5 separate regions of the Mus musculus genome follow, and all the other regions are linked to region 3. A link is a loop called in an ENCODE intact Hi-C map of the cell type or tissue named here. Cell type or tissue: heart. All regions are shown on one strand. Region 1 overlaps Bcas3 (breast carcinoma amplified sequence 3). Region 2 overlaps Bcas3 (breast carcinoma amplified sequence 3). Region 3 has its middle 12 kb from the start of Tbx2. Region 4 overlaps Bcas3 (breast carcinoma amplified sequence 3). Region 5 overlaps Brip1 (BRCA1 interacting protein C-terminal helicase 1).

Region 1 (5,000 bases), 380 kb after region 3:
TCAATAATTCAACATTCAAAACAGTATCCCTTTGTTAAATGCAGGGGGACGGAGGGACACTCATGAGTCTGCCTAATTACTGTCTTTCTATATAAGAAAAGTAGAAATATAAACATACAGTGCTGTAAGTGTAAAGACATTTCCTTACTCTGCTTTGGACTGGAAAGTATGTAACGGTTCTCATCGAGCCCAGGGACATATTCTAATGCACATCATGCAAGCATTTGTGACAATCTTGAAGTATTTTTGTATTTAACATGAAACAGTGTGACCTTTGATTCCTTCTCTGTGGTCGACTTAGACTGTTGTCCCCCGAGCAGTTGTGCTTTTGATTACATGCTGTCATTCAGATTCACTCTGTCATCCCTATTATTAGAATTGCTCTGTTGTAGACTTCACAATTCAAAAGAATGGTGGTTGTAAGAAACCTTATAATCAGCTCAAAGTTTCACGGGCACCATCAAAATTAACCCTCACAAGCACAGAGAGAATTCACTGGGCAAACATCAAGGGGGCCAGCCTCTAGATATGAAAGAATCTTTGAATGTGTCAGGGGACCAACTCAAGTTTTCATGAGGAATTTTTGGAGCCAAGAAATTCAAAACTAGTCAAAGATGCACAGGGATGTCCGTGAGGCTGTCAGTGTAGTGGCCAATGCACATCACAGAAGAACCCAAGTGTCTAGCTCAACCATGTACAGTCTGTTGCAATGTGGGATTAATTAGTTACCAGACTTGAATCCAGTTGCAATACACCTAACTTTTTAATGGAGTAAGTACAAACCATACAATCTTGACAATAAAACTATTAACCTCAAAAGATTAATTCTCACAGTTGGCAAAACATTCTGACTTCCCACATGTATTCGACACTTGTGAATGAGAGCAGATCTCATCACAATTCAGCAGTGGAACCTGGTAATTGTTGCACATGATCACAACTTGTAGAAACTTGTGAGGTACTCACTTTAGCAGCACTAAGGACAGTGGCAGTGTAAGACTGAATGTTGTCTCCACAGGCTCCTCCACGGGACTGGTGACAGCGAATCAGCTGTGATGAGGAGGGGAGAACAGAGTCATTTTCTATTAAGCTGTTTAACTCTGCGTGCTATTAGACAGCAGCTATTTACCATGCATAATAAGGACGCTGGGTGGGAATGTTTGCATTGAGTGTATTGCAGACAAAACAGCTGAAAGCCCTGCTGAGACACATTTACCCCTTTTTATATAATCTTCTGGTGCCACTAAGGCAGTTTCATGCTCAACTGTGGTTTTAATTACATGATGAACAGGCTTTAAGAATTCATAAACTCTGAAATGGTAGGATTCAGGGTCTGGCAGCCTTTCCATAAATAAATTAAAAAAACATAATCAAAGGACTTACATATAACTTCCTAACATTAAATATTTGACATACTAGCAAATTGGATGTTTTCTCCTCTTAATTCCTTACAAAAATTATAAAAAGAAACCTAAAACAACAAGCAAATATTTTAGGATATTTGCATATCCAATTGTGTCTGTGGGAAAGTGGACAGAATGTGCAGAAACCAAGCCCACACACGCACACAAACTGTCCATGTCTGAGAGGCCACTGCATCACGAACAGATTGAGCTTCCAATTATCAATGTTAATCGCAATTTTAATTCTCAGGTGCTCAGCAGAAACTCGGGTTCTAACTCTTCACTGGCAACAACACGCTTGTATTTGCCAAAAATGATGATAATTAAGATTCAGGTGAACATTTTTAAAGTTGGGTCAACATCAGAGAATTAGGACAATATGATATTGTGATAGTTATTTTCAAGTCCTATGAAATTAATTCAAGAAAAAATACCAGCCTTATATGACCTGTATCAGATTTACATATAATCCTTTTATTCCTCACATTAATATGAATATAACAGACTAGAACACCTGGTACATGAAGATAAGCTATTATTGAGTCACGATGAGTAGATTGCAAGGTATCTGATCAGTAAACATATCTGTCACAAATTACAATGTGGCAAGTGACTATTTTAGCTAATAGAAAGAATGGCTTCTTCATTCAACCACAGATCCACATTCAAAAATTATGAAAATTATTCCTCTGCTGCCTCCTGCTGCTTAAAAAGAGAAAGGCAGGATTGCAAAGATTGAAACCTGCTCCCTGCAACAAGGTATCAGAGTACTCTTGGACAGCAAACATCCTTGCCCACTAAACCAGCTCACCATTGGAACAAGAGCAAAGCAAATACATATATTAAAAAAAAATACATAAAAAGTAAAAATAAATGATCTCATATTAAAAGTAGACTTAAAATATTTAAAGTCAAATGGAAAAATAACCAATATAGTCAGAAACACAGTATACAAAAATTTATATTCACATCATTTTTTAAACTAAATTAGCACATAGGTGGACATAAAATAATCTTAAGAAACATGGCCATTAATGAGCAAATAAACTATTTTATGTTTGTAAAAGGAAAATAAATAGCTACATGAACATATTATATATATTGGTATAGAAAATATGAATATATAAGGAATTATACACATTAAATCATAGTCCAAGTAAAGTGGAGGAAGACCAGAAGAAAAAGATGACCAAAAAATAAATAAATAAGACGAGGAGATGGTGACACAGCTCAGCAGATGAGGGCATTTGCTGCCACACCTGAGTTCAATGTTCAGAAACTACATGGTAAAGGGAAAAAGATGACTCCTCTAGATTGTTCTCTGCTCCATACATGCTTATGTACATGTATACATGCAAATACACACACACACACACACACCATAACAAATTGTACCCTATGAGGACAGCTGAACTGTGCACCTGCAGTTTCAGGCAGTAGTGGCAGTAGGCACGCCTGTTGAGGTGGAACAGGTGAGCAGTTCTGTACCACTTTTGAAATACAGGAACTGAATAAAAGATGCCGACATCCAAGTCTCCCATGCAAAGGAAAGGAAAGATGAAGTGGGGAACTTGGGGCCAGTATGAACACAAACACTTTATATTTATATCATGAGAATGTGCATATATAGATGAACAAATATGTACACGTTCCCATTTTCTATATGTAAGTAGCACGTATGTATATATTAGATGTTTCCATTGAAGAGTTCTATAAAGACACACACTGGAGCACAGAACAAAGCTGACTTTCTAAAAAGAACCAGACAGAGACTGGAGGGAGAGATGGAGCCTACCAATTAACTCCCAGCTTCCTGTGATTGCTCCAGGAAGATGTGACAGCTCTGGCCTCCTAGGGCACTTGCAGATATGCACATACCCACACACAGACAGATACACACAACACACAAGCAACTCACAAACAAATAAAAACAGTAAAATAAAACCTTTAATAAGTGCAAGGAGAAAGAAGATCCAGGAAAATGGTTCTGTGGGTAAGAGCATTTGCAACTATGCACACGTGAATTAGGATCTTCAGGGAAGCACAAAAGTGCCCAGCAGGGCCACACAGATTGTGAGGAGCCAAGACAGGAAGCATGCTGGCCACCAGCCTACCTTCAGGTTCAGTGAAACCTTTGTCTCAAAAAAGAATAAGAGAAGATGGCACCTAACATCAACCACACACACATACACTCAAACACACGGAGTAAAAATGTTCTTCTAAAATTTAGTTCAAATTTGCAATGTCAAAGTAGGCCTCATGGCCCAAGTGCCCAAAACTCCATGTAAGTAACTGTACTGTGCAGCTTTTCTGTCCAGCATGCACATACATACACTGCTTCACATTATGTGACAGGAAACATTCAAGTGTGTGTCTGCAAAGCCCTGCAACTACCAAGGGAGTTGCTTCTCCACAAAAACAGTATGTAACTAATTGTAGCTCCAACTGCAAATGTGCAGCTTCCCACACGTGCCAAGGGACAGTTTACACACTTTCTTCATGCATGTCTCCAGCACTCAAGGGAAATGCATGACGAATATAAACACTAGGAGACACCACTATGTCACCCTATTTAACTGTAAGACTCTTGCATTATTTGAAAAGAATCGTTTGAAAAGAGCTATTTTTATGGGAAAATAAAGAGACCAGAAGAGAAGGAGTATAAATAGAGCACTCAGTAACATGCAAAATATCTTAATTTTTGCAGACAGGCTTTTGGAAAAGGAATTAAGGACTTCATCTAGAAAAATGGTATTTGTGAGCCCATTCTTGATTCTGTGCATTCCGGAGGCCAGTTGATTTGAGTTCTGTGGCTTTACCAAGTGCTTACTTACTGCACCACATCCTGATTTTGTCAAGAACTGTTTTGTATTATTTCATAATAATCTCAAGACACAATAACCATGTAACCAAGAAAAATGAAACAAGAATGCTAATCCTCAAAACCAACAGGACTTCTTAGACTTTATTCTACATTTACAGGTAGAGTCCTAAATGGTATAAGAAGAATATACCTTATTTTGTAATTCAAAATTTATGATTTGCACTGGACTATATATAAAGATATTAAAAATATGTGTGGCAACCTTTAATATTATGACAAACCAAGTTAATATATATAAATAGTAAATATATATATTTATATCTCTGTAAATACATATAAATACACACGCACATATATATATATATATGCGTGTGTGTGTGTGTGTGTCCTACAAGGCCTTGTGTGTGCTTTAATTATTAAAACAAATATAGAATCTAGTTGTTGACCGTATAGGGGCAATAAAATTTTCCCGTATCATATGACTCCAATCTAGTCAAGATAAAAGGCTTCACAATTATTCCTGGAAACTGGTGTCTTTTAGTAAGCATTGCTAAGATAATCTATCTCAATGCTTTAATTAATACCGAATAATCTCTGGGCAAAAGTTCCGTGAAGAAGCCAGATTAGAACAACAAAGGCTCTACGAAGCCTTTATTTAAGGACAACTACCATGTGGTGACACATGCTGCTAATCCCATTACTTCAGGACATCAAGTTCAGCCTGAGCTGAAAAGACCCTGTCACAACAACAAAGGAAGAAAATAGGATTTTTC
Region 2 (5,000 bases), 330 kb after region 3:
CTGGCTCTATTTCAGCATCATGACTCAGGTCATGAGAAGTGTCAAAGATGCATTTCCTTCAGCTGGGAACGAGCACCAGATCTCAAGGGCACAGAGAGGCTGGAGCGTGGTGTAGAAGGCCACATCAGCAGTTCCTGATGAGGAAGAGAAACCCTTTGTACTCGAATGCATTTTCATTCCCAGCTTGAAAACAGGTGCTTACACACACCAGTTAAGGAAAACAAACAGGAAACTGATGCTCAATTATAGCTCCCTAAATAACCAACAAATCCTGAAATAAAACTGTAAGCAAATAAATAAATAAATGGTATAAATTTAGCACATTTTACAAATATTAGAATGAAATCAAGATCTAGATGGCTAGCTCCAAGTTTGCAAAGGTGCATTTATGAATTAACCTCTGTGCTGTAGAATGTCCTTGAGCACTAGAAGCATGGGGTTCTTCGACAACAGCCTTGGACGCAGCACACCTGCAAGGGAGAAAGCCCTAGCCTCCTGGGACCCTCGACTGTGAGGGCCTGGGTGACTGCAGGAATGTCCTATTCATCTATCTATACGACAGACACCTGATCTTTTTTCCACATCTATGACTTTTATAAAAGGTGAAGCTGTTTCATCCCGTGCCGTGTCAATGCTAGAATGAAAAGCGATAAATCGTTTGCTACCCAGGATAGACCTTGACACTGAACATGAAAAGCTGGTCTCTTCTGCAGTCACCAGGAGGAGCCATGCCCTCAGGACTCCTCTGTCCACTCTGAAATACTTCTCTCTGGTGCCTCATTGTGGCTTGAGAAATTCTCACCTGCACAAACACTTGAGCCCAAGTGAGCAGCTCTTCCAATGAACCGGAAATCCCTTCCCTTTCCTCGTCGCCTCCCAGCTCCCACGCCATCCACCGTGGAGCACGGGGACCCCTCCCACCTCCCACGTGCACATAACCCTGACACAGTGTGAACCCACTCTTCTTTTTCTCGTCTTTCTTCATATTTTAACCATTTTGTAAGCTAACATTACCAACACCAGATTTACAATTCCTCTTCAGATAGTCAAACCGCAATACTAGTCTGCCTGTTCCACTCAGCTCCAACTTGTCACTTGGGTGTTTTAGTAATTAACAGCTCTAAGAGGCATCTGTCCTGAGAGGGTTACTGACTCTCATTGCCTTCTGTACTTTCTTCAAGACCAAATACTGAAAACATTGCTTCCAAATGTCTTTCTCTGGAGTACAAAGGGGACACCTTCCTGGTCCCCTCTGGGATGAGTTATCTACCTAACATTTTGTCTTTCTCGGAAACAACTAAAATGTCTTCCTCTGTAATTCACAGAAATCTCTCTAGAGCAACAGAACTAGGACAGAGTACTTACTCACAGAAAAGGAAAGAATAAGAACAGGATCCCTCACTCAGAGAAAAGTAAGTTTTCGCAGTTTTCTAGATCTTTTTTAACTCTTAACACTAAAATATTTTACCTTCCAAAATTATCAAAACCAACTTCAGTGTTTGTAGTCTTTTTTTTTTTCTTCTTTTTGAGGCAGGGTTTCTCTGTGTAGCCCTGGGGGTCCTGGAACTCACTCTGTAGACCAGGCTGGCCTTGAACTCAGAAATCCGCCTGCCTCTGCCTCCCAAGTGCTGGGATTAAAGGCGTGCTCCACCACCGCCCAGCTCAGAGTTTGTAGTCTTAATCCTGTTTTTATGCCTGAAATGGAAGATAGACTGATCCCTTCACAGGGAAGATAATCAATCATTCTGTATTGACTTTTACTTCACAGGTATGAGTGTTTACATGCATGAGTGAGTGTGTGTGTGTGTGTGTGTATACCACCTGCAATGACATTAAATTCCTGGGAACTGAACTTACAGACAATTGTGAGTCAACATGTAGGTAACAGGAGTTGAACATAGGTACTCTGGAAGATCAGACAGTGCTCATAACGACAGAGTTGGAGGGGCTGGAGAGAAGGCTCAACAATTTTAAAAAATTAAATAATGAAATAAAAGCAAATTAGTAAGTAATAAAACTAAAGACTGAAACAGTCATTTTCATGTAGTGGTCAAGGATATTTTGGCTTCATCACAGCAATGAGTCTAGGTGTCAGTACTTCAAAATCTATCCAGTGTGAGCACAATGTCAGTCAGAACTACAATGCCAGTCAGAACTACAATGCCAGTCAGAACTACAATGTCAGTCAGAACTACAATGCCAGTCAAAACTACAATGCCAGTCAGAACTACAATGCCAGTCAGAACTACAATGTCAGTCAGACAAAGAAGAAAATTAAACAATGGAGATAATAGCTTAAAAAAAAGACAAAAACCTGTAAAAACATTAAACAATAGAAAATAACATAAGAAAAGACATGATAGTAAGAGAAATGTTCAAAGAAAAGTCTCTGTTAGAACACACTGTGGGGACAAGAATGCAGTAGGACATGGGATGGTGGCAATGGGGAATCTCTCACAAATACAAAAACACAAAGCACAAACAGGAGCTCCAGGCCCAGACAGGAGAGCCAAGATTCATCTCACAGCAGCTTTAGAAAGGGGCATACAGGAAAACAGTGGAGAAGAAACAAGAAGTGGAAAGCAGAGGCTACTGGGGACTAGATAAGGGAAGGAAGGACAGGGCCAATCAGTGGTAAGAACAGAGAGATGAGCTGACAGCACTAACAGTGCCTGAATCATGGCATCCAGACAACTGCTGGTTTACAAAAAAGCAGGACACACATGCTCCGGGACAGGAGGGCTGGGAGCACACTGACAGCACTTAGGAAATAACACAACTAAAATGTTTCCATTCACAGCAGTCGTCAAGAGTCACACACAGGAAATGAACATCTGTACAAAGTACTCAAAAGAGCTGTAAGTTGGTGATAATACAGAGTCCACATCCTTGTGAAGAATTTGGAGAAGAAAACACAGAAAACACAAGAAAACGAAGAGATGCCATGGTGGTATCTGCTCCCAAGATACCCAGGTTCAAGCCCTGATGACAGGAACAGAAAAGCTGAGAGCACACTGCCCTCTAGAGGTAGCATGTTTCATTAACCATTAAATGCTAAACCCAAACTGTTCATGATTTGCAAATGCAAATTTGTATTCATAAGCAAAAAAAGCAAATTGAAAGATTGTATTTGCATCAAGTGATAATTACATTAAATTTATATTTATTTTATATTTTCTTGTTGCATTTATTTTAAAGGAGTTTATCTAAACAACATAAAAGATTACAGTAGTTAAATTGGGTTTAATTTTATGTTTAAAACATTTTTAGACAGCACTGTACACTAACAGGCTCCTGAGGGTTCTCATAGCTTACTTTACTTCTCTCACACATGGGACTACGTATGCCTCCATTTGGCTGGTGTGAGTAGTGCCTGTGTATGTGTGTGCACACAGACATTCCACGACATGTTTCTTGTTCTAGTGCTTCCCTGCTCAAAGAGTCTCTCACAGACCCCAGAGCTTTGCAGGCCCAAGACTGGCTACCCAGTCAGCTTGCTCCGGGGATCTTCGTGACTACTCCTCCCAAGTGCTGGAACTAGAGGCGGCTCCTGCAAGATAAACGTCCATGTGTGTAGCAAAACTACACACTGAGCCATATCCTTATGCACTCTATGTCCCTCTTAATACTTCTGTGAACTACACACTGCTATAAAGATTATGAACTACTAGAGGTGCTATCTTTCTTTAATAGTTTTTTTCAATTAGTGACTTAAAAAGGATAATTTGAGATGGGATATCACCTATCAGCATTAGGCTGGTCCCAAATTCATGACAATCCTCCTGCCTCAGCATCCAGAGTACTTAATCACAGACTTGTGTCATATCTTGGCTTCTTATGTGGTTTTTAAATTAGACATCTTGCTGTGTGAGGCTACCCTTTCCCAAACATTTGCATAAAGAACTCATCCTCTATCTCTGCACAATTACAGAAAATGACATGAAAATATTGAAAATGTGGGTGGTGTTGGTGTATAGTAAATGTCAAAATGAGCATAGAGTTATGCCAACGTTTTCAGAGGATGCCTCGGGAACCAGGAAAACATTAGGTTTTTACAACAGATTAGAAGCAAGGCTTCACTGACCTCAGGCAACAGGCTACAAGGAGAGAGCAAACTCCAGGTGCTAAGCGACCCAAGGAGGGCTCTCCCACATGGCGTGTCTGCACCATTTATATACTCTGTGTCAGATGAGGCATGGAATTTAAAGCAGAACTTCAGCGCACATGATTGATTTTTCTTGGCAAAAATTAAAACACTTATGGAAACTCCACTCCACAAGTAAACAGTGACTAGAAGGAACAGTCAGGACATGGCACTCTGGTGCTGCTGACTCCCAAGGAGGTGAAGCTATGTGAGGAGCTGGGTGGCTGCTGCATATTTACAATAGGATGCGGTCTATATCAAGAAAACTCCCTATCGACCAAAGTAAATAACTACAATAAACCATCAAATGAAGGCTGTAAACAGTCTCCAAGTGGTAAGACGGGAGTGCCGTACACACAGATGCTAAAAAGACAGAAAGACTGCTGGACTTGTAAGCCATTTGCTGAAATATAGCAGCTCTGGGTCCAAGAAATGAGAGGCCTCCTTCAAAGTCCTCAAACCTCAGGTTGGGAGGGAGCAGGGTCTGGAATTCAGTTGTCAGATGCTGCAGGCCTGGCACAACTCCTTCTCCAGACCAAGCCAGAAAGAAGCTGGGTTAGGGGACATACTCAAACCTTGGGAGGTGGAGGCAGGAAGGGAGAATCAGTGATAAAGGGTAGCCTTGGCTACGTAAGGGGTCACATAGTTACACATAACTACTAGTGAGGCCAGTCTGGGTTATCCAATGAGACCTAGGAAGAACGGAGGGAAAAAGAGGGAGGGACAAGAGAGGCAAAGGGAGGTCAGTGAGTCCTTAAAAATCTCAGGACAGGGCAGACACTATATTCTTAAACCTAAAAGGAAAACCTACTTCACAAGATAAAGAAACAGGAAAAGTAAGCAGGGCCAGTGTGGT
Region 3 (5,000 bases):
TAGGAATGTCACTGTGTAACCAGTATAACCAGGAATGTCACCGAGTAACCAGGCTTTCATCTATTGGCAGTCCTCCTGCCTCAGCCTCCTAAATGCTGGGATTACTGGCATGAGGCACCACACACAACTAACCTCAAACCCTGTCCTTTCCTGTCTCTGCTTCCTCTATGCCTAAGTGTATGCAAACAAGACTGTGTTTGCACGTGGTCCAGCGGGAAGGGGCACCTGTACAGATATATACTTATGGCTATTGGTGTGCATGCGGTCTCTCCACGCGCCTGTGTGCACAGGTGACTGTGGTGGTGTGGGGGATGGGTGAGGGATGACCTAAGAGGTGTCTATTGCACAGGATATCAGTGATGCGACCAGCAATCTTATGGGCAAACCCAGAAAGCCTAAGGGCAGACACAGCTGCTCTGAGAAGGGAGGAAGACCCTGGGTGGGGACAAGAAGGAAGGACTGTGCATGTGCTCTGCGACTAGATAAAAATTACCCAATGGCATCTCTCATGTCCAGAGACCACAGAGCAGGAACCCTCGAGGCTCTGGGAAAGAACACTGGCTTGGGAAGATTCTGTGACCTCTCTTCAACCGGAACAGGTCTAAGCCTTGGTTTTTCTCTCTGGAACGGAAGTTCCCATTCCAAGAATGAGAAGGAAATGTGTTTGGCATGGGGTGGTGGCCCACAGCTCCTCTTGTCAAGCTGAGGAGCAGCTGCCATGGAGCCAGAGGACATCCTGTTCTCAAGAAATAAAAACAAGAGTGAAGACGGGCCGTGGCTACGTTCCCCTGCTAGACTGATGTGAAGCCAGCAGCCATCTTGGTCTCCTGGGCTTGTCTCTAAATCAGGCTACTTCTCCCACAGCCAGACCCTGGCCAGGACACCAGGGCTCAGCATCCGGCAGTCAGCAGAGGTCATGCACCCAGCCCTTTTGTCCCTTCCCAGCTGGGAGCCTGACTTATACCCACCATCACCTCATTAGCTGCTGCTGCCAAGGGCCCTGCTCACTGAATTGTGAAAGAGCCTTTTCCTTTATTTACTGGAAATCCTGGAACCCTTCATTTCTCTGAACCCCAATGTCATCCTCCGCGGTTCATGGTCACTATACTGCCCCTGACTTAGCCTTCACTGAGAGCGAGCCCTCATGAGAAAGTACTCTGAATACCATCAAGCCTTCAGTTCAGGGAAGGATTGAGCCCATGTAAATAGCCCAGATCTAGGGGATACCCTTTAGGAAGGGGCCTCAGAAGACCCTCCACTGGTACCGTTTTCTCTCCTTGGGGAGAACCTGCATTCAGTCTGTCAGCAACCCCATGGTGCTGGAGGCCAGAGTCACCTCACAACCCATAGGATGTGCCCCCTCCCAACTGTGCTTGGTGGGAAGGTTGAACTGTGACAGCCACATCCCACAGGGACTGGAGGCAGCTGGAGCCAGCTGGTTCCCCGAGGGTTTCAGAACCTGGAATGCTATTTCCTAATCGGGAATTCATCCAGGCCACCAATCCTGACCCCAGTCCAAGAAGCTTAGCAACAGTCAAAGTTCCCAAGGTCTGTGAGTGGCTCTGCCTATGTCTCAGGCCCAGGTTCCTCAAGGGTTAGGTCCTTGTTCAGGAGCCTTTGATGTCGGGGAGGGGAACGTTTCAACTAGTCTCTCACATATCACTTTGGGTTTGGTCCACACCATTTACTTTGCCAACCGGGATCCTGGAGCTCAGAAAAGAGAGTCGTACTGTTCAGGATCTCATGGCTAGAGGCAAAGGTTGGCTTTGAACTTCTCATTCAGTTTTCCTACTGAACATCTGCTTTGCAATAGATGGGCATCAAGTGACTGTTAGATTACCAAAGGTCTCATCCTATCCTCTGGTATGCCTTGAAGGTGCCGAGACTCTGGCTGGGGGGAGGCAACAAGTTGCTGGCTAAGGAAGAGATGCAAGACTGATGGGAACTGGGCAGGTTTCTATCCGTGTGCTCTTAAAAAGCGTATGTAGACTTATTCTGCCCGTTTGTCGAGCTGCTGGCATCTTTGGTACTTAGCTCCCCCAAATTTTCCCCACTCTGAGTGTGCCATTTGTTAGTGATCAGGTTTCCCCTCTTTACCCACGAGCATCCGACTCAAACCTGACTCAAACTCTGGTGGCTCACTTCTGAGTCCTTCTTACTTAGCATCTTCGGGAACTACTGAAGACCCAAAGCCTCCTCAAGACCTTTGGTTGTCTTGTAAGATTTAACCCTTGGTCCTCAAGTGCACTGGTCCCTGGTGCATACCTAACAGTCTCTTCGTGTGACCTTGAGGAGCTGAGGAGGTGGAGGTAGGAGCTGAGGAATGTCTTAGCCAACACTTACACCCAAGCTTGCATGGTTCAGTGGAGCTTCACACTCCAAAAGGGCCAGAGGCGTGTTTTCCAGTGCTCATAGATCCCAGCCCTGACTGTGTTTCCAAGAGGCCAGGAAAGCCAGAGGCAAGCGCCTTCCCTGTCCCAAGAAGAATCTGAGTCCAGCCAGGCACATCGAAGACCATAGCTTCTAGGAGCTGGCACTGCAGGGCAGCTCCAAGAGAAAAACCCACATTAAGTTTTGAGCTCCCTCGTCGGTGCCCGCAGTCGGCAGCCCACTCAAGTCCCTGGGCCTGGACCTACAGTGGATCTGAGATCCCTCTCCGTGCCCATTTCTCTGGACTCACTGCACCTTGGGCTCTGGCAGGGAGTGCTGGCCGGCTGCTTGACCGGGCCCTGTCCTGGAGCGCCATCTCGTGGGAACGTGGGGAGTTCCTGAGGCCTGGGACCTGGGAAGGCTCCCGAGTCCGGAGCAGCCAAGTGAGTTCGGGGTCCTTAGCCCATCAAACCCGATGGACAGACACGCACCCCAAGGGAGCCTAAAAGAAACTCGGAGGGGAAAACAGTCATCCGGGCACCAACACTTTCCCTGGTGGGTAACTTGTCTGCTCTCCAGAGGACGCGACACAATGCCCTGAGATCACCCGGAGCGCCCAGCCCCCTCCAACGCACGGGGTCGTTCTCCCCGCTGACTCTTGATCGTTGGCTGGACTCAGCCTACCGGGAGAGTGTTCCAAACTTCTCGGTCAAGGGCGGAGAGGCGGAAGGAGAATGGGAAAAGGAAACGAAGTTGGATTTAGGGTCGCTCCCAAGGTAGGAAGGAGGGCTCAGAGTTGCAATTCTGATCTCTCCCAAACCGTTCCCTCCGCGGCGGCCTTCACCTAGAGAAGCGGGGGGCGGGGCCAGAGCCCAGGCGGGGCGGGGCCCGAGCTCAGGCGGGACGGGATCGCTGTCGCGCCGCGGCGTGCTCCTCCCCGCGTCAGTGAATCCACAGTGGGCTGGGGAGGCTGAACCCGGTTCAACGCCCTCCAGGAGGACAGGGCCTTCTGCCGAGGCTCAGAAGCTCTGCACCGCAGCGGGAAGTTTGGAAGGAAGAAATGGCTCGAGGGTTCGGAAGCCTCGGATTAACCGCGTGGAAAATGCAGTGTCCAACATCTCGGAATCTATTCAGTTGCGCTGCTAGGGGTCTCACGAAGGCTCCAAATGCTGAATCTTCGAGTTCTCGGGTGTTATCACACCCAGTCCTAAACCAGCACAGTTCTCTAAGACCCCACACTCCCCATTGAGTCTCTTGGCGACACGCTTGGTCACCCACTTAACAGACCTCAGAGGCCCCTTGGTCACCCACTTAACAGACCTCAGAGGCCCCTTGGTCACCCACTTAACAGACCTCAGAAGCCCCTCGATACCCATCGCTCACACACTCCTCTCTGCTGACGGATTTGCCATCCAATGGCCCTGGTTGGGCAGGTCCTGAAGGGTTAAGGCAGCGGGTACACGGGCGCTTGAGCTAATTGGCGACCCCCAGAGACAATGAAGACTGGAAGGCTGGGAAGGCTGGTGGCTTAATTGGGCCTGGGAGTGGCCAGGCCTTTGTCTGGGACAAGGCCCAGCCCGTCAGCTGCAGGATTCCCCAAGCCGCACTTGGCCTTGCAGCTGGGGCCCAGCGGAGCACTGTAGTGGCAATCCCGGGAGGGGGGTGTGTACGGCCGAAAGCAGGGGAGCGGGAGGATTCTCCAAGCCGCGCTGCAGGCTCGGAAATAACACCAGACCCGAGTTGCTGCGGCCCTGCCCACCACCGCGTGTGCTGCCCCCTGGTGTCCGCAGGCCGAGGGGGCCCCACAGCCAAACTCTCGGCATTCTTTCCTGGTTGAAAGCGAGAGGCAGCAAGATGCCAGTGCACACGTTGCTTTGGGATTTTTTATTTTTATTTTTTACGGGGAGTTTCAACCCAAAGTGACCTCAAATAAACGTAGAGATAGGGAGAGACTCTATGCGAAGTAGGGAGGGACTTTCCTTGTTCCTGCTTGGTTCGTGAACCACATTGCCTAATCAGTCCAGGCGGAGCAGAACAGGGGAGCCATAGCTCACCTACGGTTGGGATGAGACCATCTACACACAGGCACGCACACGCACGCGCGCGCACACTCCACACTCTCTACCCAGGGAAACTTGAGGCAGCCCTGTCTCAGAGGAGTTGGACAAAGTTTTTTCCTTGTAAGTGTGTCAGCCCAGGAAGGTGTTCGGAGCATTAGGAGTTCCTGAAACTTTCAAGTCTACCTACATCTTCACTCTGCCCTTCAAATCATTGCTGATGTCCCCGGGCGAGTGGAAAGTCATACACGCCCCAGAGGTTCACAATGTCTAACAAGGCAATCTTTTGGGGTTGGACGTCAAAACCTCCTGGACTTAAAGGGATGAAGACGGGGTGCTCAACGACCACAAATCCAGAGACATGTAATCAGCTCCCGGAGGCACCTGCCAGCTGGATGAGGTTACTAGCTGTGGCCTTCTGGAGCGGCGTGGATGGGAGCTCTCCTTAACAGAGGGGGTCTTAGGGAAGCACCAGCCCAATGGGGCCAGTGGGACACAGTGGGACTCCCTTGAAAGTCGCCAGCAAGTTGATGCAAGGAGGGGATCGAAGATAAACAAGCTGTAAGGAGGGAT
Region 4 (5,000 bases), 460 kb after region 3:
GGCTTTCTGCTCTAACCAGGTGTGGCCAGTGTTCCACGTTACAGCTCTGCCTGACGATTTCAGAGCCTTAAGACAGCACGGTTGAGGAATGCATCCCTGCAGGCAAGGGCAGTCCTTCAAGCTCCTACAATAGGGGACAAGAGGAGAATACATTTTCTATTTTATTTCTGCTGCCCAACCACAAATGATTTGGCTGATGCCAGAGTGTCAGTGTCTCCACAGCAGATTCTATGCCAGCAAGAAAGAAAACACAAACCGCAAAAACCACCTAAAATGTGTATTTGTGAGAACTTACAACTTAAAGAACAGATATTTGCTGACCACATGAAGGAGACAGCAAGCCAGTCAGTCTGTATTTTGGTCTTGACACTAACAACAAAACACAAAACTTGAAGCAAGAAGGCAGTGAGTCTCAGGAACAGTATGAAAACCACAGAACATAAATAATGAATGGAACGGTTACTCATACTTTCATACTTCCAAATTTTCACACACACTGAGAAAGCACTGAGGCAGCTCCGACCCTGCCCCTCCAGCCTGCTTTTCCAGAGGAGGAAAGCAGAGCGGCATGTGGCCCTTGGCTAAGCACGCACGGCTGATCCAGACCTCACAGCCCCAGCCATGACTTCAGCACACACCAATCTAAGTATCGGGCCTTTGAAGCTGCTCTAATGGTATCTTCCATTTGCAACTAACACTTCTGTAGTCAAAAGATCTTCCTTGGGGTAGATGTTAATGCAAAAGCACTCAGACAGCCTGACATGTGTGCCAGGAGGCAGACTGGAAGGTGCTCAGAAGTCAATGTAACACCATTACAGAGGGTGTTGGCCTAAGCAGCTGTCATAAACACTTCACAGTCACTCAAGCACACAAACTTCATTGCCTCTAATTCATTCTTTGTACTACAGCTTGAATGGGTTGAATCTAAAATATACACTGAGCAAAAGAATACAGACAAGACAAGGAAGACTCCATAGTGCATAAATTTAAATTGTTTAAAACTGCCAAGCTAATCTGTGGTCAGGACAATGACTGTTTTACCCATGGGGGAGGGAACTACATGAGAAAGAAAAGGATCCTTAAATGCCATCCAGTGTGTTTGTTCCACTTACTTGTCTGTGTGCATACATGCACAATCACACATACACAGGAAAAAGTCAAGCTATAAACATGAGCTTTATATAGCTTGTGGTATTATAAACTATATTTACAATGGTATATGACGTCTATAAACTATCAATTCATGAAAGAAACAAGAGGACGCTTATATGCATATTCAATATAACAGAAACCAATCTGAAATGGCCACTCCAAGTATGGCAAATGACATTTGCCAAATACAATATCAAGTAATGAGAAAAATGATGGCCTCTATTCAAGGTGTGGGGACATGAGTGAACAATGCTCAGTGACTCGTGTCATGGCACATCTGTCAAAGCCCCTCATACAGCACTGAAATGAACCCTGACTGTGGGTGGCAATAACATGTGAACTCAGGTTCAGAGACTCCAACCACATCACTCTGCTTTAGACTGTTGGTAAACAGGAGTCACATGTACCCATGGGACATACAGCAACTCCGTCCTTCTCCTCCAGTCTACTTTTTCAAGAAGTATTTACTTCTGCCCAACAGTGAGAGGCAGAAACAGGCAGCTGTGAAGACCTCCCTGGCCAGACAGTAGAGCTGAAACCACAGCTTCTGGTTCAAAAAGAGACCCCATCTCAGGGCAATTAAGACAGAGAAACAACTGAGAAAAAGAGCCCATGCCTTTTTTCTCCTAATGGAAACACACACTCATGCACATTCAAGAACATGCACCACACATCCACATACAAACAAACAAAAACCAACTATACATACATATTCCTAGAAAGCAAAAAAAAAAAGGGGGGGGGCTCTCATTTAAGAAAGATCCCAACTTAGGATAAACTTCAATTATGAAGTAACAATCAGCCTACAAATTAGCAAAATTTGCATAATGCTATTAGAACACACTTGGGCTTGTCTAAAAGACGGCCTTAGGAGTCATACTACAGGGGAAGGAAGGAATGAGAGCAAGGACACAAGTCTAAAGATGCCAGAAATGACATTCATTACTTTGTATGTTTATATTAATGTCAATAAAAGAAACTAATAAAAATTTTAAGAATGTATTATAGAGTCAGACACAGTGACACATGCCTATAACCCCAGCTCTTGGGAGGCTACACAGGATGACTGCCAAAAGTTTGAGACCAGTATGGGTTAGAGGAAAAGTCTGACTCAAAAAAATAAAAGAAAAATATAGAAAAACTTTCAGTTCAATAATCTGGGCAGATTCAACATGTTCCTTCGTCTATGCTGCTATTCTATCTGACACCCAGCACAGACCTGCCCATCACTTCTCCTTCCTGTAAGGAAAGCAGAGAACAAACACAAGGCCTGTGCTCAACAACAGCATATGCAGCCTGAATGGACTCCAAACCTCTGCTTACCAATGCACTCAAATCACCAACTTAATATTACTCCCAAATGAAACCTATAAAAATGTTTCCTGGCTAACAATCTCAATGCGGCAAGGTCTACTGGCATATAGCTTCTAATAAATAATGGACTAATTGCTTTCTACCTCAAATATGCCCTCATGTGTTTGCTCTGCAGGTTTTGGTATGCAAAGCTTCACATTAAGCTTCAGGTCATGCTTTCTGTAGATCGGTGTGGCAGTGACACCTAGTGTCCAACATCCGAAGCACACGCAAACAGAACCAGGCACAGTGGCACACACCCATAACCCCAGCTCTTGGAAGGCTATGCAGGACAACTACCAAAACTTTGAGAGTAGTATGGGTTAGATGGAAACTCTGGCTCAAACAAAAAAAACAAAAAAAAAAAAACAAAACAAAACAAAACAAAAAAAATTCAATAACATTTGTAAACCCAGAAGGTTTTATTTTTATAATGATTTATTTATTTATTTTTGTGCTATGTGCATTGGTGTTTTACCTGCATGTATGTCTGTGTGAAGATGTCAGATCCCCTATAAATGCAGACAGTTGTGAGCTGCCATGTGAGTGCTAGGAATTTAACCCCAGTCCTCTGGAAAAGCAACCAGTGGTCTTAACCACAGAGCCATCTGTCTAGCCTCTTGCTGGCTTTCTTGTTTTGGTTTGTTTGTTTGTATTTTAACAGGCTTGACAATCTAACGATGGCCAGTCTTAAACTCACAATCCTCTGCCACACCACCATAAGTTGGGATCACCTGTGTATAACATACATCCAACCCTACATAGGTTTTAAAAAAAAAAAAGAACAAAACTCTCAAACTCTGACCCTTCCAGTCCTGGCTTCCTGAGTAGCTGGGATCACAGATGCTCAAATTTTATTTCTTCAAAAGTGATGCAAAGACTAAGGAGATGGCCCAGAGTGCACAGGAACACTGGCTCTACAAGCATGAAGACCCGAGTTCAAATCCCCTGTACTCACCGGAAAAACCAGGTATGATGTGTGACTGTATTGTAGGCCGAGAGCTCACTGAACAACAAGACTACTCCAAAATGTACAGTTCCAGTTAGTGAGATATCCTAGCTAACACCAAAAGTCCTGCTCTGGCTTCTGAATGCACACGTGGGTACGAGCACTTGCACACTCACTCACTCACATGCACACTCATGTACACACAAACATACTAACATGTACCCATATATGCATACTTAACATAACAAATACACACATACATGCACTTGCATGTACACATTATTTTTGGTATTATTATTGCTATTATCATTATTATCATGCCAACTCATATCACACAGCACCAAGCTAGCCAAGAAATTGGAGAAACTGACTTCTAAATCTCAGGGTTTTCATAATCCTCTTACAACAAACCCCCAAACAAACGTTTGGACAATGAAAACTGTTGACAGACTACACAACACATTGAGCTATTAGGGTAGACACATTGGTTTAGTTTATTGAGGCATAGTCTCACCTGTAATCTAAGACAGCCTGGAACTTGCAGCACTCCTCCTTCCTCAGCCCCTCAATGCTGAGATTATAGGTCTGAGCCATGTGGCTCAGCTAGAATGATTTTATTTTTCTTATTTTTTACTTTTGACACTACAAAATCATACTCTACTAATAACAGGGTCTTAGTTACTTTTCTACTGCTGTGGCAAAATACCATGACCATGGCAACATATTTAAAAAAAAAAACATTTAATTTTGATTTTACAGTTCCATTGGTGATCCCTTGAAAATCAGAGCAGAGAGCATTGAAGCAGGTAGGCAGGCATGTGCTGGAGCAAAAGCTGAGAGCTTACATCTGATCCACAAATTCCCATTCCCACAATTAACTTTTAACTGCAAATATGTTTCAATAGACATAAGGGAGTTCTCTGCCTTAGACAAAATAAAACAAGGGCTAGAAATGTCCCTCCATGATATGCAAGGCATCCACCAGGTCCTGGGTTCAAATCCAAGAACACAAATGGGAACTGAGGTATAGTTCAGTTGGTAGAATGTTGGCCTAGCATGCAAAAGCCCTAGTGGCATTCCCAACACTGCATAGTGGTCAGACCTGCAATCTCAGTTCAAGGCAATCCACAGAAATAAAAGCAGCCTGAGCTACATGTGGTCCTGTCTACCAATAAGTTCCCAATAAGAAAAAGAAACAAGGAGGCTGGAAAGATGGCTCAGCAGTTACAGAGCACTGACTGCTCTTCCAAAGGTCCTGAGTTCATATCCCAGCAACCACATGGTGGCTCACAACATCCATAATGGGATCTGACGCCCTCTGCTGGTGTGTCTGAAGACAGCTACAGTGTACTTAGATATAACAATAAATAAATCTTTAAAAAAAAACACTGAAAGTATTATAAGATACCTACAACATATTCACTATCTCTTCACACCCTTTTTATAACAGCAGAAATATGGAAATGCTTCCTCTCCTACCTAGCACAGATACTTCTAAAACCCACAAATAAAGTCAGATGCTGTGCAGCAGCAGAGATACAAGTCT
Region 5 (5,000 bases), 330 kb before region 3:
TTGTCAGTTATTATTGCATACATGTATGACATTGGACATGCACATAATACAGAACATGTCTGGCATTAGAGGACAGGATTATGGGCTCAGTTCACTACTTCTATTTTTATATGGATTCAGGGGCTCAATCTTAGGTTGTCAGGCTTGTTACTGCATGAGACTTTTAACTATTGAGCCATCTCACCAGCCCTCATCTTTTTTTTTGTTTAATTTTTATTTATGTATATATATATGTATGCTGATTGTGTTCAGGAGCCTATAGAAGACAGAAGAGAGCACAAAATATAGGCAAATTTGAGCCATTCAATGTGAATTCTGGAAACTGAAATCAGATCCCCTGTAAGAGCAGCAAACATGCCATCTCTCCAGCTCTCATTTTGCATATTTTAATTTATACCACCTATTTTATGTGCTGGAGATGAGTATTTTATCATATATTCAGTGCTTTATATTTAGTACTGTATATTCAGTACTCTACTGTTTGATTCGGTGCCAGATGTTCTATTAGTGAGCTCCCGCTTAGCCTTTAGCTTCACTGTAGCCAAGAATGACCTTGAACTTTGATCCTTCCCGGGAAATGCTGCAATTACACACATGTGTCAGTAAGCCTAGTTTATGTGGTGCTGGGGATAAGCCCAAGGCTGTGTTTATTGAACAGTACAGAAAAAGTGATATGGGAAAGGAATGAGGGAGTCTTACAGAAATCTTCAACAGAGGTTCACAGGGAGACAGGAAGAAGAGAGAAAACACAGAAAATAGAGTCAATACCATGATGAATTTAAATAATAGTTTGTTACCTACATCTGGTTCACTGAACATTGTAGATTTACTTTTTCATGAAGCAGAGTAAACATAGATTTATTTTTTAAAGATTTACTATTTATTTTGTTTGTATGTATGTATGTATGTATGTATGTATGTATGTATGTATGTGTCTCTGTGTGTACGTGCAATGTGTGCTGGTCCCTGTGGAATTCAGAAGAGGGTATAAGATGCCCTAGGGTTGGAGTTACAGGAGGTTGTGAGGTGCCCCACATAGGGGTGAGGAACTGAAGTCAGGTCCTCTGTAAGAACAAGAAGTCCTCAAAACCTCTAAGCCATCTATCTCTCCAGCCCTAATTGTAGATTTGTTGAAGGAAAGAAAGAACAGAGAGTGGCAGGGGGCTCCAAGTTCTTTTTCTGTTGTTGTTGATTATTGTATGTATGTGGGTGTTTTGTCTTCATCTATATATGTGCACCATGTGTGTGCTTCACCCATAGGGGTGTGAAAAGAGAATCATCTTAAACTAGTGATAGAGTCAGCTGAGAGCTGCCATGAGGGTGCTAGGAATCTAATTTGGATTCTCTGGAAAAGAACCATGTACTTTTAACTGCTGGGCCATCTCTTCAGCTCATATCTTTTTAATTTTCCTTTCCTTTTTCCTTTCCCTTTTCCTTTCCTTTTTCCTTTCCCTTTTCCTTTCCCTTTCCCTTTCCTTTTTCCTTTCCCTTTCCCTTTCCTTTCCTTTTTCCTTTCCCTTTTCCTTTCCTTTTTCCTTTCCCTTTTCCTTTCCTTTTTCCTTTCCTCTTTCCTTTCCTCTTTCCTTTCCTCTTTCCTTTCCCCTTTCCTTTCCCCTTTCCTTTTCCCTTTCCCTTTCCCTTTCCCTTTCCCTTTCCCTTTCCCTTTCCCTTTCCCTTTCCCTTTCCTTTTCCTTTTCCTTTTCCTTTTCCTTTTCCTTTTCCTTTTCCTTTTCCTTTTCCTTTCCTTTCCTTTCCTTTTTCTTAGGCTGGCCCTCAGCTGCTTATGTAACTTAACAGTGACCTTGAACTTCCCTTGCCTCCTGCTCCTGAGTGCAGGTATTACAGGTGTGTACCACCACACTTGGCTTTTAGATTCCTTTCTTATATGATAATTTATATATTAGCGATCTAGTGAGGTTTCATTCTTCACATGATCAGAACCTTGACAAGAGAAACACTGTTTTGGGGAATATAATGTTAATTTAATACTGCTTTGTTCCAGCATTTATGATCATTTTCTTAGGAATTGATTTACATTTTAAGTAAATCTTTATAATGAGTAAAGTATTAGTACAGACATGTTGTATACTGATTCCAGTGTTTTTATTTGTTAAACAAATGTTAGAATCAAATACATTAATAACAGTAATTCTATTTGAGTTAGTGTAACAAGCAGTAGCAACATTTTTGTTCAGTGTAGGAAAGACTTAGGTCCAGCAGAGTGCGCTGTTGACCTTTGTCAAAAGCTGATGCATGGAGCCCCTGGGCTCCCCCCCCCACTTTGAGTTTCCTGTACTCTTGTCCTTCCCTTCTCTCCCCATGTCCTATGTCTTGTTCTACTTAAAGGTATTCTAGAATCTTATGAGAAAACTAACGAGTTTTCCCTGAAAGTGTTTATAAGTCTTTTTTTAATTTTAATTTTATTTAAAATGATTAGTTAGTTAGCTGTAGTATAACTGTATATGCATGCTAGTGCTTATTTATATGATGATGTTTATTATGTATGAGGACACGTCTCTAAGTTGTTTAGAAATGTTAATTCACTTAGAAAATACAGATTTATTTGAGTGAATTTTTACTGATTATATTAATTTATCTTTGTGCTTAGTTTCAAAATCAAACAAAAGTATTTGATTAAGTTATTTTATCAGTCTTATGGGAAAGGTATGGCTTCCCTTAGTTCTACAAGAGGAAATTGGGGTACAATCTTAAGTAACTGGTTCATCTCATAAGTTTGTTGAGTAGAGAAGCCAGATTAGAATGGTGAAACTCCTGCGGAGCTGGGATAAAAGTCAGTTCATATCTGTGCTGTCACAGGTCATATTTGTGCTGTCACAGGTCTTACCTGTGTGCAAGACTCTGTAAGTGTTGCTTCATGATCGTTTCTTGTTTAGTTTCCCAGCATCCTGTGCATTTTCTTTATAGTGTTTTTGCAAGCTCCCTATGGTGGGCATGTTTAAGTGCCTTGTTTGCCTTGTTGGCAGGTTGTTCATAAGAACAAGTACAATATCTGTTGTCCACATTTTTTTATGCCCAGCTTCTAGCACAGCCTGTACTTAAACTCAGATGGTTCTCGAATAAAGTGAATGAAAAAAAAAAGACCTAAGTTAAAAACAACAACAACACATGATTCTCTATTATTTGTAGCTTTTGATGTTACCTGGTAATAAAAGGACACATTTGAACTTGAACTCAGAGATCCACCTGCCTCTGCCTCCCAAGTGCATGAGCAACCACTGACTAGCCATTAAAATATCTTTAGCTAGGGTAGTTCAGGCCTATAATCTCACCACTCAGGAAGCTGAAGCAGGAGGATTATGAATTGAAGGCCAACCCGGGGGCTTCATAGCTAGTTTGAAGCCAGTCTGGTGAGATTCTATGTAGAATAAAAAAGAAGACAGCAGAATAGAACCAGCTGGTCTTTAGTTGTCAGTCTGTGGGTTAGAGATCACAGTATAGGTGTGGCAGCTAGAGAATAACTTTTTTTTTTTTTTTTTTTTTTTTTTTTTTACTATTTTGTCTTATGTGTGTGGTTGCTTTGTCTACGTGTATTACTCTGTACTGCCGGTGTGCGTGGTGCCCGCAGAAGCCCAACTGGCTCTTAGTATTTAATGTGTGAGGATAGGCTCTAACTATATGTTTTTTAAAGTAGAAATCTGGTTTTCCCAGGATCATTTAAAGAATAATCTCTCTTTAAATTTTTTGCTATTTTAAGTTGTTATATACATTTGAATTGGTTTCTAGACTCTCCCAATATATATGTATATAGTAAAAACCAAAGAGCCCAACATCGCTTCAAATAGAACCAAGAGGCCCTTCTCTAGATGTGTCCTTTGCTCGTTTTCACTCCTAAGCCAGTGATTTCCAAGCCTTTTACTTGTCTGTTCTGATAGTCATCTTTTTTTGGAATATGCTTATTTTGCTTTTCTCTTCAGTTATTAGTTTTATGAACTTTCCTTTTCCCAAACTCTCTGTTAGAACTTAAAGTCTGTTAATTTCTTCAAGAATGTTTGTATTTATAGACTTTCAGTATTTACTGGAAATAATGAGAAATACTTTTTGAAATTGAACTTTTTTTTTAACAGACCAATATAGAATAAAAGGAGTTGAGTAGGCTCTACATCCCATGAAAACTAAAGTCTCCTTTCTTTGCCCTTAAGAGAAAATTGCCAATTCTTGTTCCATTTTATTTCAGTTTTAGTTACTGAAGCCAGAAGTTATTTCAGAGATCTGCCTGACTCTGCCTTTTGAATGTTTGGATTAAAAGGTGTGTGTCACCTTTTAATTAAGGTGTTAAGGTAGATTTTTTTCTTAAGATTTAGTTTTTTCTAATTTATTTGTATGTTTGTGTGAATGTGTGCCATGTGTAAGCATGTGCCTGTGGAGGCCTGGAGCTGAGTTACAGGCAGTTGTGAACAGTGCAGCCTGAGTATTAGTGATCAGACTTGTGTCCTGTGGAAGAGCAGGAAGCAGTGCTCATGGTTGTGCTACCTCTCTAGCTCAAGATGCAAACTTTTGCAAAAACTTAGGGAAAGACGAAAGGCCAAGGTCCAGGATCAGGAGGGAATCTCTCTCGATCAGGAAAGGCTGATCTTTGCTGAAGAACTAAGGTACTTTGACTATAACATCCAAAAGGCCTTTTTATTCCGTTTTGTGTGGAAACTTTATGGTTATATACCACTTATAAGAATGAGCTTATGACTGAGATGCTTAGGCCGGCCGTCCTAAAGTCCTAACGTACATGACGATGACAATATCAGTCACCTTGGTTGAGCGTGCCCTCTTTATGGCCAGTGACTTTGACAGACATATGGACAATCTTATCTGACTTACTGCTTCAGTGAACCAGAAGGCAAGTGAATGTGTGTGAGTTAATAAAGGCCATGAAAGACAAGGAAACAAAACAGGGCCACAGATGGATTCAGTGTTTGCAGGGCACAGTGTAGGAGGGAGCATGACACACCTCGTGCTATATCTCTTCAGCTATGCTACCTCTTTTC

The links. A loop is a pair of places that touch in the nucleus more often than their neighbours do. Peaks named below come from ENCODE experiments on the same cell type or tissue, not always from the same donor. Only the 100,000 strongest peaks of a DNase experiment are listed, where the experiment ranks them.
Region 1: a loop joins it to region 3, with 6 times the contacts of the local background. A loop is called at or near these places in 13 of 42 quality-filtered maps.
Region 2: a loop joins it to region 3, with 6 times the contacts of the local background. A loop is called at or near these places in 17 of 42 quality-filtered maps.
Region 4: a loop joins it to region 3, with 6 times the contacts of the local background. A loop is called at or near these places in 15 of 42 quality-filtered maps.
Region 5: it touches region 3 in a loop (7-fold over the local background); 33 of 42 quality-filtered maps call a loop at or near these places.

Annotation. Positions count from the first base shown.
Region 1 is chr11:85,466,802-85,471,801 of GRCm38, reverse strand. It overlaps Bcas3 (breast carcinoma amplified sequence 3), which reads right to left. Exons shown (of 24, transcript NM_001166643.1): 11 at 967-1,050. Among named protein-coding and RNA genes, the nearest start is that of Bcas3, 120 kb to the right of the region's middle. In heart, a CTCF peak has its summit at 2,108 (motif pointing left); no DNase peak of the experiment used is centred here.
Region 2 is chr11:85,516,226-85,521,225 of GRCm38, reverse strand. All of the region lies in intron 15 of Bcas3 (breast carcinoma amplified sequence 3), which reads right to left. Among named protein-coding and RNA genes, the nearest start is that of Bcas3, 170 kb to the right of the region's middle. In heart, CTCF peaks have their summits at 726 and 3,018 (motif pointing left); a DNase peak (open chromatin) is centred at 855; H3K27me3 peaks cover 638 bases.
Region 3 is chr11:85,842,559-85,847,558 of GRCm38, reverse strand. No RefSeq gene overlaps it. Among named protein-coding and RNA genes, the nearest start is that of Tbx2, 12 kb to the right of the region's middle. In heart, a CTCF peak has its summit at 2,758 (motif pointing left); DNase peaks (open chromatin) are centred at 798, 2,758, 3,258, 4,018 and 3 weaker places; H3K4me3 peaks cover 2,731 bases; H3K27ac peaks cover 2,072 bases; H3K27me3 peaks cover 2,729 bases.
Region 4 is chr11:85,379,971-85,384,970 of GRCm38, reverse strand. All of the region lies in intron 5 of Bcas3 (breast carcinoma amplified sequence 3), which reads right to left. Among named protein-coding and RNA genes, the nearest start is that of Bcas3, 29 kb to the right of the region's middle. In heart, CTCF peaks have their summits at 2,720 (motif pointing left) and 4,772 (motif pointing left); a DNase peak (open chromatin) is centred at 2,720.
Region 5 is chr11:86,171,612-86,176,611 of GRCm38, reverse strand. All of the region lies in intron 6 of Brip1 (BRCA1 interacting protein C-terminal helicase 1), which reads left to right. Among named protein-coding and RNA genes, the nearest start is that of Brip1, 27 kb to the left of the region's middle. In heart, a CTCF peak has its summit at 2,211; no DNase peak of the experiment used is centred here.